3 separate regions of the Homo sapiens genome follow, and all the other regions are linked to region 3. A link is a contact called in ENCODE Hi-C or POLR2A ChIA-PET data. All regions are on one chromosome and are shown on one strand. The core of a region is the stretch at or near the end of the contact, and the rest is flanking DNA. Distances in the headings are between cores, read along the strand shown. Region 1 overlaps RERE (arginine-glutamic acid dipeptide repeats). Region 2 overlaps RERE (arginine-glutamic acid dipeptide repeats). Region 3 overlaps RERE (arginine-glutamic acid dipeptide repeats).

Region 1 (2,849 bases), core at 285-2,784, 97 kb after region 3:
AATAATGGCCTCCTATTTTATTTAATTGTTTATAACCTGCTGCTGTTGTTATTCATTTTGAGGTCAGATTGTCCCAGTGTTTGGAGAATGATATTTTAAAGCCTAGATTTGGTGCTAAGTGTGCTCATTACTTTGTGTTGCTGCTCTCTGACCTTCTGAGAAACAGAGCTAGGGAGTGCGTGTGTTTGTATCTATCGCATATATAATGCACACACTTGCACCTATAGTTTTGTATTTATGTGTGTATATTCATAAGTTCATGTGAAATTCTCCAAGTTCAATCCAGTACTACAGAATTTCTGCTAGTTTATTCCCTTTTCCTTATGTGTAACATTCTTCTTTAACATTAAGAAACCTTATTTCATTATTTTTAATGTCTTTATTTCTTAATTTTCTGTCACTTTGCTCTGTGACCTTGGGACCATTTTTTTCCTCAACATAAATCTTTATACTTAAGTGGAAAAGTTAACAATCTAAAACACCTGTATTTCAACTAATTTGAATTTGAGACATTCTAAAATTTACTTGCATTTGAGTAACAGTTCCCTTTTCCACTCACCACAGCTCGTGGTCTTTGTGTAGCTTTTGAAGATGAGCAGCTAGAGCTGGATACAAATTTTTTCCTGTTTGCTTTTATCTGCCATCACATTTGAATTCTCAGAAACATTTACCTGAGATGGAAAATATTGGAGATGGTTGAGAGTACATGTATTTTTGGAAAACAAAGCCTACTGAAGTTAAGATAACTTTAATAAAACAGGACAAAAGCCTGTTTTTCATTTGATCATTTGATTTGATCATTTCAAAAACCCTTTGATCATTTCAAAAACCCTTTGTCAGATAACATCTAGGAATGTTACCTGGAGTAATGGAATAACACATAACAAAACTTTTAACTGCGGAGCTGAGCTCCAAAGAATTAAGAGAAACTGAAAACTAAAGCAGTAAGCTGATCTTTCAGTAGCTCATGGTGAGGCTGGATTGAGTTTGTTAACATTTTCCAACCTAGAGGGGAGTAACAGGGAAACCCACCTGTTTAGGGTTGGGATTCTGGGCCCTTCAGAATATGAGAACTCTAGGATAAGAAGGCAATATAAAAAGTGGTCTCATGCCAGTAAACCCTTCAAGATACCTGGCAGAAGCATATGTAAAATGTTTTTTAATGGGAGACACCCTCATCCAAGATCCTGTAGGATCCCCACAGATAAAATATCCTTGAATGCCAAGCTCACCGTCAGAAATATCGGAAGAAACCATGTACCATTAACTGTGGTCAGATGAGACAAACAGCAAGACACACCCGAGAACTTCAAATACTGGAAGCTTCAGAAAGAGACTGTGTAAAAGGCTTAAATAAAATATCACTTTCATTTCTCTCTCATGTAAGCAGAGTTTGAAAGGAAGCACTCCTAGACTAGGACCTCACAGTCATCAGGGGTCCACCCTTTACTACCTTGTCTGCCACTGTTCTCTTGTTTCAAGGTTGGCAATGTAGTGATGGCCATTACATCCAGATTTCCGCCTGGAAGAAAGAGGAAATAGGTAAAAACTGCATACCTTCTCCCTTTAAAGGCAGTTTTTATAATTTGCATTGGATAATTTTTTTAATCTCATTAGACCGAAAAGAAAAATAAATCAGGCTGGGTTTGGTGGTTCATGCCTGTAATCCCAGCACATTGGGAGGCTGAGGCGGTGGATCACTTGAGGTCAGGAGTTTGAGACCAGCTTGATCAATATGGTGAAACCCTGTCTCTACTAAAAATACAAAAAAAAAGGGCCAGGGGCAGTGGCTTATGCCTGTAATCCCACCACTTTGGGAGGCCAAGGCAGGTGGATCACCCGAGGTCAGGAGTTCAAGACCAGTCTGGCCAACATGGGAAACCCCGTCTCTACTAATAATACAAAAATTTAGCTAGGTGGGGTGGCGTGCACCTGTAACCCCAGCTACTCGGGAGGCTGAGGCAGGAGAATTGCTTGAACCCAGGAGGCAGAGGTTGCAGTGAGCCGAGATTGTGCCATTGTACTCCAGCCTGGGCAACAAGAGCAAAATTCTGTCTCAAAAAAAAATTAAAAATAATAATATTAGCTAGGCATGGTGGTGCACACCTGTAATCCCAGCTACTTGGGAGGCTGAGGCAGGAGAATCTATTGAACCCAGGAGGTGGAGGTTGCAGTGATCCAAGATTGTGCCATTGCACTCCAGCCTGGGTAACAAGTGAAACTCTGTCTCCCCCCTCCCCGGACCCCCCCCAAATAAAAGAGAAAAAGAAAAATGAATCAGACTCATGCTTTACAGGTGAATTCTACCAGTGTTCCAGAGAACAGAGAAAGTTGTTATGGGTCCCCTGAGTCATTTTATGAAGCTAATAAAACCTTTATTATAAAACCAGGTTAAAAAAATAAAATTTATAGGTTCAATCTTATGAACATGAATGTAAAATGTTTAAATGAAATGTTAACAAACGGAGTCTAGCAAGGTAAATATGCATGTCCAAATTTATAGAATATAAGAATGCCTTAATAATTTATCTGTTAGCATATGTTGCCTCTTCGACATATAGAAGAAGAAAACATAGACAATCATCTTTTTCTTAATTTTTAATTTTTGTGGATACATAGCGTATGTATGTGGTACATGAGATGTTTTGATACAGGCATACAATGCATTATAGACACATCATGGTAAAATGGGTTGTCCACCCCCTCAAGCATTTATCCTTTGTGTTAAAAACAATCCAATTATACTATTTTAGTTATTTTAAAATGTACAATTGGATTATTATTGACTATGGTCACCCTGTTTCACAGTCAAATACTAGACCTTATTCATTCATTCTTTTTTTGTACCC
Region 2 (2,824 bases), core at 192-2,691, 71 kb before region 3:
ACTTCATTGCTTTACTGTGGAATAAACAAGTTTAAAAATAAAATGAATTTGATGGACTTGATTTGAGGCTACTTAAGTGACAAATGAAATTTTCTTCTTGGACCGAACTACTGTTATTTTGCCAGAGTAGCTAAAATGCGGAGGTACTCTTGACGATTGTTTTACGTTTAAATTGTTAAAAGAATTTTTTAGTGTGGGATGCTGTCTTCCTTGTTTCTCCTCTCTTGTTTACTCAACTCTTGTTTTCTGAAACTGTAGGGAGACCTGCTTGACCACTTTTTGTTTGCTGAGAAGGAAACTCCTGTAATAGGTTACTTTGTTTTACTTGCAGCCCTTAAGCGTCCCTGGCGCACATGTGCCCCGCGCTCTGTGGGCATTGTTTGGCTGGAGGCCTCTCAGCCACACGGAAAATCTAAAAAATGGTCTGTGAATGAACACGGGTGTCTACAGAGAAATTCCATTTTCCCTTTGTGCCTCTGTGTTTTAAGATTGAGACACTGAGTAAAAGTTGAGAACAGATTTAACAAAGTCCTCACAATTCTGTGCCAAAATTACTGTTTTGAGTTCTGGCTTTTTTTTTTTTTTCCTCTTTCTGGAAACTCCAAATTTAAAGTAGACATGATTTGAAACCTTACAGATGGGAACAATATCCCATGTAAGCACGTTGATCTGTGGGCAATTATTTCCAGAAGCACAACCAACTCTACATTTTTATGCATGTGTTAGACTTGGGCTCTGAGAGGCAGTTGCCTTTCTGAATATTTACATTGCCTAGTAAATTACACAAGGCAGATTTTTAGATGCTTAACAGCAGCTTCACAATAGTGTGGGGGCAGCAGAGTTGAGCTTGTATTTTTTTTTTCTAACTCTGTAATTTAGTAGTGTTTAAACTATTTTATAAAGATCCCTGGGACCAGTGAAAGATGGTTTTTCAGTCCAGAGCAGTTGAGCGCTCATTGTACTCCGGCAGGCGCTGGCGCTTGGCAGGCTGCACTTGAAATGTTATTTGATCTGGTTGCATGATAGAATTGACCAAGATTACACTTTTTCCCTCCCCGTGGCTGATGAAAGCAATGCATCTGCGAGAAGTGTTCAATAACATATTTAAAGACTTAACCCACATTCATTCACTCTAAGATTTCCAGAAAAAGGCCGTTTAGATTTTTGTCTTGTTTTGTGGTTTTTGCATTTATGAATTGAGGCAAGAGCTGACGTAATGTAGCTGTACCACTTCCTTTGTGTGTGTGTTTTTATAGCGTATAGGATATGTTACAATCTACATGGTTGTGATTATTTTTGAAATGCCTGAGAGAGGGAGGGAGGGAGTGTGTGCGTGTGTGTGTGTGTGTGTGTGTGTGTGTGTGTGTGTATTCCCCTCACCCCCATCCCGGTGCCTTCAGCTATATGGCAATTCATTTTTTACATTGTAGGTTAGGGGAGGGAAGACTGTGATGGTAAACCCCATCAACGTATCAGTAAGGCTCAGTGAATTGCCTGTGTGTGATGCAGACTAGCTTTTCATTTTAACTAGTGCAACTGTGTACAGCTGTTAGGTCAGAATGCATTGGCTGCTCCTACAGGGTAGTTTTATCTTACACTGAAGGTTTTATGGACTTGACTGGTTGTGTTTCTTAATCCCTCTCCCATGCCACCGTGCTTGCTTTTAAGCAAGTGATAGAACAAGACAAGCTTTTGTTTACTTATTTAATAGTTGACTTGTGAGAGATTTATTTTTGATTTTGAGGAAATTGGTAAACCATGTAACTTATTAGTAGGTATTATATTTACCATGCTTTTCCAAGGCCAAAGGGTTTTGCTTGCTATTGTGTAGGCTGAGAAGCCGATGGAGCCATCCATTTTATAATGACATAGGAAGCCAATATTTTGTGTAAAAATCAACAATGAAAAATGGGTTCTTTGTTAACTAGTCTAGGATTAGTTTGTAAAACTCAAGCAGAAATAAATGTTGGCATCATTGGAGATAAGGTGGCTAGAATGTTTCCCCCTTGTCTCTTACCTCTCGTTACATTGTACAAAAGGACTTGAGCAACCCATTGACCAACAGCAGTTTGGCCATGGGCTGGGTGGCACATAGAAGCTTTTAGACGTGTCTGCTCAGGGGCATGTGTGGCCAACTTGATATTTTATAGTGTTATTGTTTCAAGTTATTAGAAAGTATTTATGAGTAGATTTGAGTCTTTTCAGGCTTTTCAGGCTGTAACATAGATTGTAATGTGACTGACATGGGTTCTCAGTGGTCTGGTCTCTTTACTGTCTGCTTTCCTGTTGAGTAGATACTACTGTCCAGAGCTGTTATTATCTACTGCATTTATTTTTATTTTTATTTTTTTTGAGTTGGAGTCTCACTCTGTCACCCAGGCTGGAGTGCAATGGCATGGTCTCGGCTCACTGCAGCCTCCGTCTCCCGGGTTCAAGTGATTCTCCAGCCTCAGCCTCCTGAGTAGCTGGGACTACAAGCGTGTGCCACCACGCCTGGCTAATTTTTGTATTTTTAGTAGAGATGGGGTTTCACTATGTTGGCGAGGTTGGTCTCGAACTCCTGACCTTGTGATCCACTCGCCTCGGCCTCCCAAAGTGCTGGTATTACAGGCATGAGCCACTGCGCCTGGGCTATCCATTGCATTTTTAAAAAGGAGCAAAAGTCGTAGAAACAAACTTGATTGAAATCTGTTTATGACTAAAGCTGATATTATAAATGTGGTACCTTTGTGTCAGAGGCCCAGTTTGCTGATAGAAGATGGGGGCTGAGGGTTGTTGGGGCGGAGTGGGATCTCGTGGGGGTGGCTGGGTAGAAAGAGAGCTT
Region 3 (2,700 bases), core at 172-2,671:
ACCTCAAACTCCAGGGCACAGGCAGTCCTCTGCCTCGGCCTCCCAAAGTGCTGGAATTACAGGCATGTGCCACCATGCCTGGCCCAGCATTATTTTTTAAAGTTGGGAAGATAATTATCTGAGATCAGTTTTTAAGTTTTCAATACATTGGGAGATTTCCTGACTTTTAAAGGAGAAAAGAGAAATGTAGGAATTTTCAACAAAATCCCTTTTAGTTTATTATGACCTGTTCCCCTCAACTTGTTTGTTCTCATTATTTAACTGTCCTTGTTAGCAATGAGGATAAAGACAGATGAATGTTTGCTAGAAATATTTAGTGTTCTGTGTTTAGTGAGGCTTTCTTTGTAGCACTACTTGGGAATCTATAGACATTTCAATACATGGAATGTAATTATTATGTTTAAAAAAGAGGGGAACAAAGATATATGTTATCTGGGATCTTTTCCCACCAAGTTTAGAATCCTTAAGATGATGCAGCTGATTTTGATAACAGTTGATAAACAGAGTAAGGGTAAGGACTGGGAAGGCTTCATTTATGGAGGTGCACTTTTCCCAATTTTTGTTTCCTTTTCCATGTATGTATGTGTGTATATATGTACGTATGTATGTATGACTGAGTGACAGGGTCTCACTCTGTCACCTAGATTGGAGTACAGTGGCTGGATCATAGCTCACTGCAGCTTTGAACTCCAGGGCTCCAGTGATGCTGTCACCTGAGCTTCCTGAGCAGCAGTCCTTTTCCCTTTTAAATTCTCCAGTGTTACAGTCAATATGAGTACCCCTCACAGCAAAAGATTCTGGCAGGAAACTAAAGTAGGTTACCTGGCAATCGAGTTATTTCCTAAAGAAGTATTAGAATACAGCATTTGTTTTGTTCATATTGATAGAGCGTAGCAACTTTCTTGCTAGGATCTCTCTCTTCTTTTTTTTTTAAACCATGTCTCTGTTTAGTTTGTTTGTTCCTCATATAATTTTTGAGTGTTTACTATGAAGAACAGTGCATTGTTTATAGAGTTGAGGAATGGTGATGGGTTTGGCTGTTTTATGGTTTGGGAGACTAGAACTGGGAGGGTTTGTTGGAGGACATGCAGTATGCCAGAGACTCTGGATTGGAATTTGGGTACCGGGATTTCAGCGTTGTTTCCAGCATGCACACACACATAACATATACACTCTTTGTGTGTCTTGGAAAATGGAGGACATCTGTTTTAACTGTAGAGAGATACTTGTGGATTTTTTATTCTGCAATATTAGACCAACATACTGTACCTCATTGACTGTTACCTCCAAGCATTGAGGGTGGAGGAGTCATGTAGAGGAGAAACAGAAAGCAGAAGAGCGGTGCAGTCCTGAGAGTCAACTTCCCATTTCACCGCTGTGCCACCCAGCTTGGTCTCTGAGAAATCTCTTTGTGAGAAAGTCTTTGTTCATGCGTGCTTTTTACAATGGGGTTTTCTATTGGAAATTATATCAGAGTGGCACTGCCATGCTTTGCAAAGGGATGAGAAGGTATTTCAAAGATTAATAGGCGGAGACACATTGATGGAAAGGAAAATTCTTTATGAGGTGGAGCAGTGGCTGAGCATTGCCTATATATGTTGTGACCACAGTTTTAGTACTGGCGTGTGTGGCACTGCTTGCTAAATTAGTGGGTGAGGTAAGTGTCCACTCTGCTCTGTAGGAGGCTGTCAGAAAAGATGCTGACAGGTTCTTTGTGTTTCATAATGACACACTGCCTAATGCTTCAGACTGAGATTTTTACCCTTGAGGGGACTGTGCTTTTGCTATATTTACATAAACCTGCTGATTTGCTGAGGGTTGAAAAAGCAGAGAGGGCCTTCTTTGCCTTGAGAATCTGCCTTCACGTTTTGGCTGACTTCCTTCCCCAGCTTAGCAAATGCTCTGTTGTTTACAGATGGCACAATAGATCTTTGGACATGAAGCTATGCTGAGGTTGTGAGAAACAGCCAGAAATACCTCTGTTCAGTATCATTGCCCAAATTACGGATTTTGTTGCTCCCTGTTCACAAGGATTTGAGGTCACTTAATCCTGTGATCCATTCCCAGACAGAGGTTAGGTGTTAAGAGAGTAGGTCTCAACCTAGACCCATGGTTTCATTTCTAGACATCCCTAGTAAAGACACATTAGTTATCATGTGTTGTTTGGACTAATTGATATTGATGGTAATAGCCTCACTCATTTTTCTGGCCCATTACAGGCATGCTGATTTGAAGATTTAAAAAATATATATACTTGCCCTGCCAAAACCGTTTGCTCAATTCTGGTAAATACGTGTTTTTACATGGGTGATTCTGAAGATGTGCATTATGCATTTGGTGGATCACATCAGCTTTGTGCAGTTCTTTCAGAACTGCTAGCTTTCTAATAAAAAAAGAAGTATATGCAGTGCTTGGGGGCCGTGGGAGATTTTCAGATTGAGAATCATTGATCCTACTGACTAAAACCAATTTTATAACCAGCTTCAGACATCCCATGCACTCATAAATTGCATGAAAATCTTGCCAAATCATTTTGGCTTTAAAAGATTACTGGGCATATATTCCAACTGAGATTTTAACATTGCTCTTGACTACGTTCTTATCTTTCCCTTTTCAAATAAAGCACTTTATTTTTGTGCTATAAACATTTATATAAATTATTTTCTTAAATAGCTGCTTGATTAATGAGCCAAGGGGAAA

The links. Hi-C counts contacts between places; a loop is a spot of excess contacts on that map. ChIA-PET counts read pairs that join two places held with the same protein, here RNA polymerase II (POLR2A). Pooled maps may share reads with other maps.
Region 1: a loop to region 3 is called in a pooled map, with 2.1 times the contacts of the local background. The contact joins two enhancer-like sites. A Hi-C loop is called at or near these places in 1 of 50 pooled maps. POLR2A ChIA-PET finds 5 or more read pairs at or near these places in 6 of 52 experiments (AG04450, B cell, BJ and 3 more).
Region 2: a loop to region 3 is called in a map of posterior cingulate gyrus, with 3 times the contacts of the local background. The contact joins two enhancer-like sites. A Hi-C loop is called at or near these places in 3 of 168 maps with a recorded cell type or tissue (B cell, Caco-2 and posterior cingulate gyrus), 11 of 37 single-sample maps with no recorded cell type and 8 of 50 pooled maps. POLR2A ChIA-PET finds 5 or more read pairs at or near these places in 8 of 52 experiments (AG04450, GM12878, H1 and 5 more).

Annotation. Positions count from the first base shown.
Region 1 is chr1:8,531,821-8,534,669 of GRCh38, reverse strand. The region is part of intron 7 of RERE (arginine-glutamic acid dipeptide repeats); the gene reads left to right. Among named protein-coding and RNA genes, the nearest start is that of SNORD128, 38 kb to the right of the region's middle. Within about 2 kb of position 1,534, at least 3 of the 41 ENCODE cell types and tissues checked have a DNase peak (open chromatin) inside an H3K27ac peak, as active enhancers do; they include B cell, where a contact is called at or near this core.
Region 2 is chr1:8,699,833-8,702,656 of GRCh38, reverse strand. The region is part of intron 1 of RERE (arginine-glutamic acid dipeptide repeats); the gene reads left to right. Among named protein-coding and RNA genes, the nearest start is that of RERE, 120 kb to the left of the region's middle. RefSeq lists a silencer at 1,339-1,438. Within about 2 kb of position 1,441, at least 29 of the 41 ENCODE cell types and tissues checked have a DNase peak (open chromatin) inside an H3K27ac peak, as active enhancers do; they include B cell, where a contact is called at or near this core.
Region 3 is chr1:8,628,637-8,631,336 of GRCh38, reverse strand. All of the region lies in intron 2 of RERE (arginine-glutamic acid dipeptide repeats), which reads left to right. Among named protein-coding and RNA genes, the nearest start is that of SNORD128, 140 kb to the right of the region's middle. RefSeq lists an enhancer at 1,398-1,517. Within about 2 kb of position 1,421, at least 7 of the 41 ENCODE cell types and tissues checked have a DNase peak (open chromatin) inside an H3K27ac peak, as active enhancers do; they include B cell, where a contact is called at or near this core.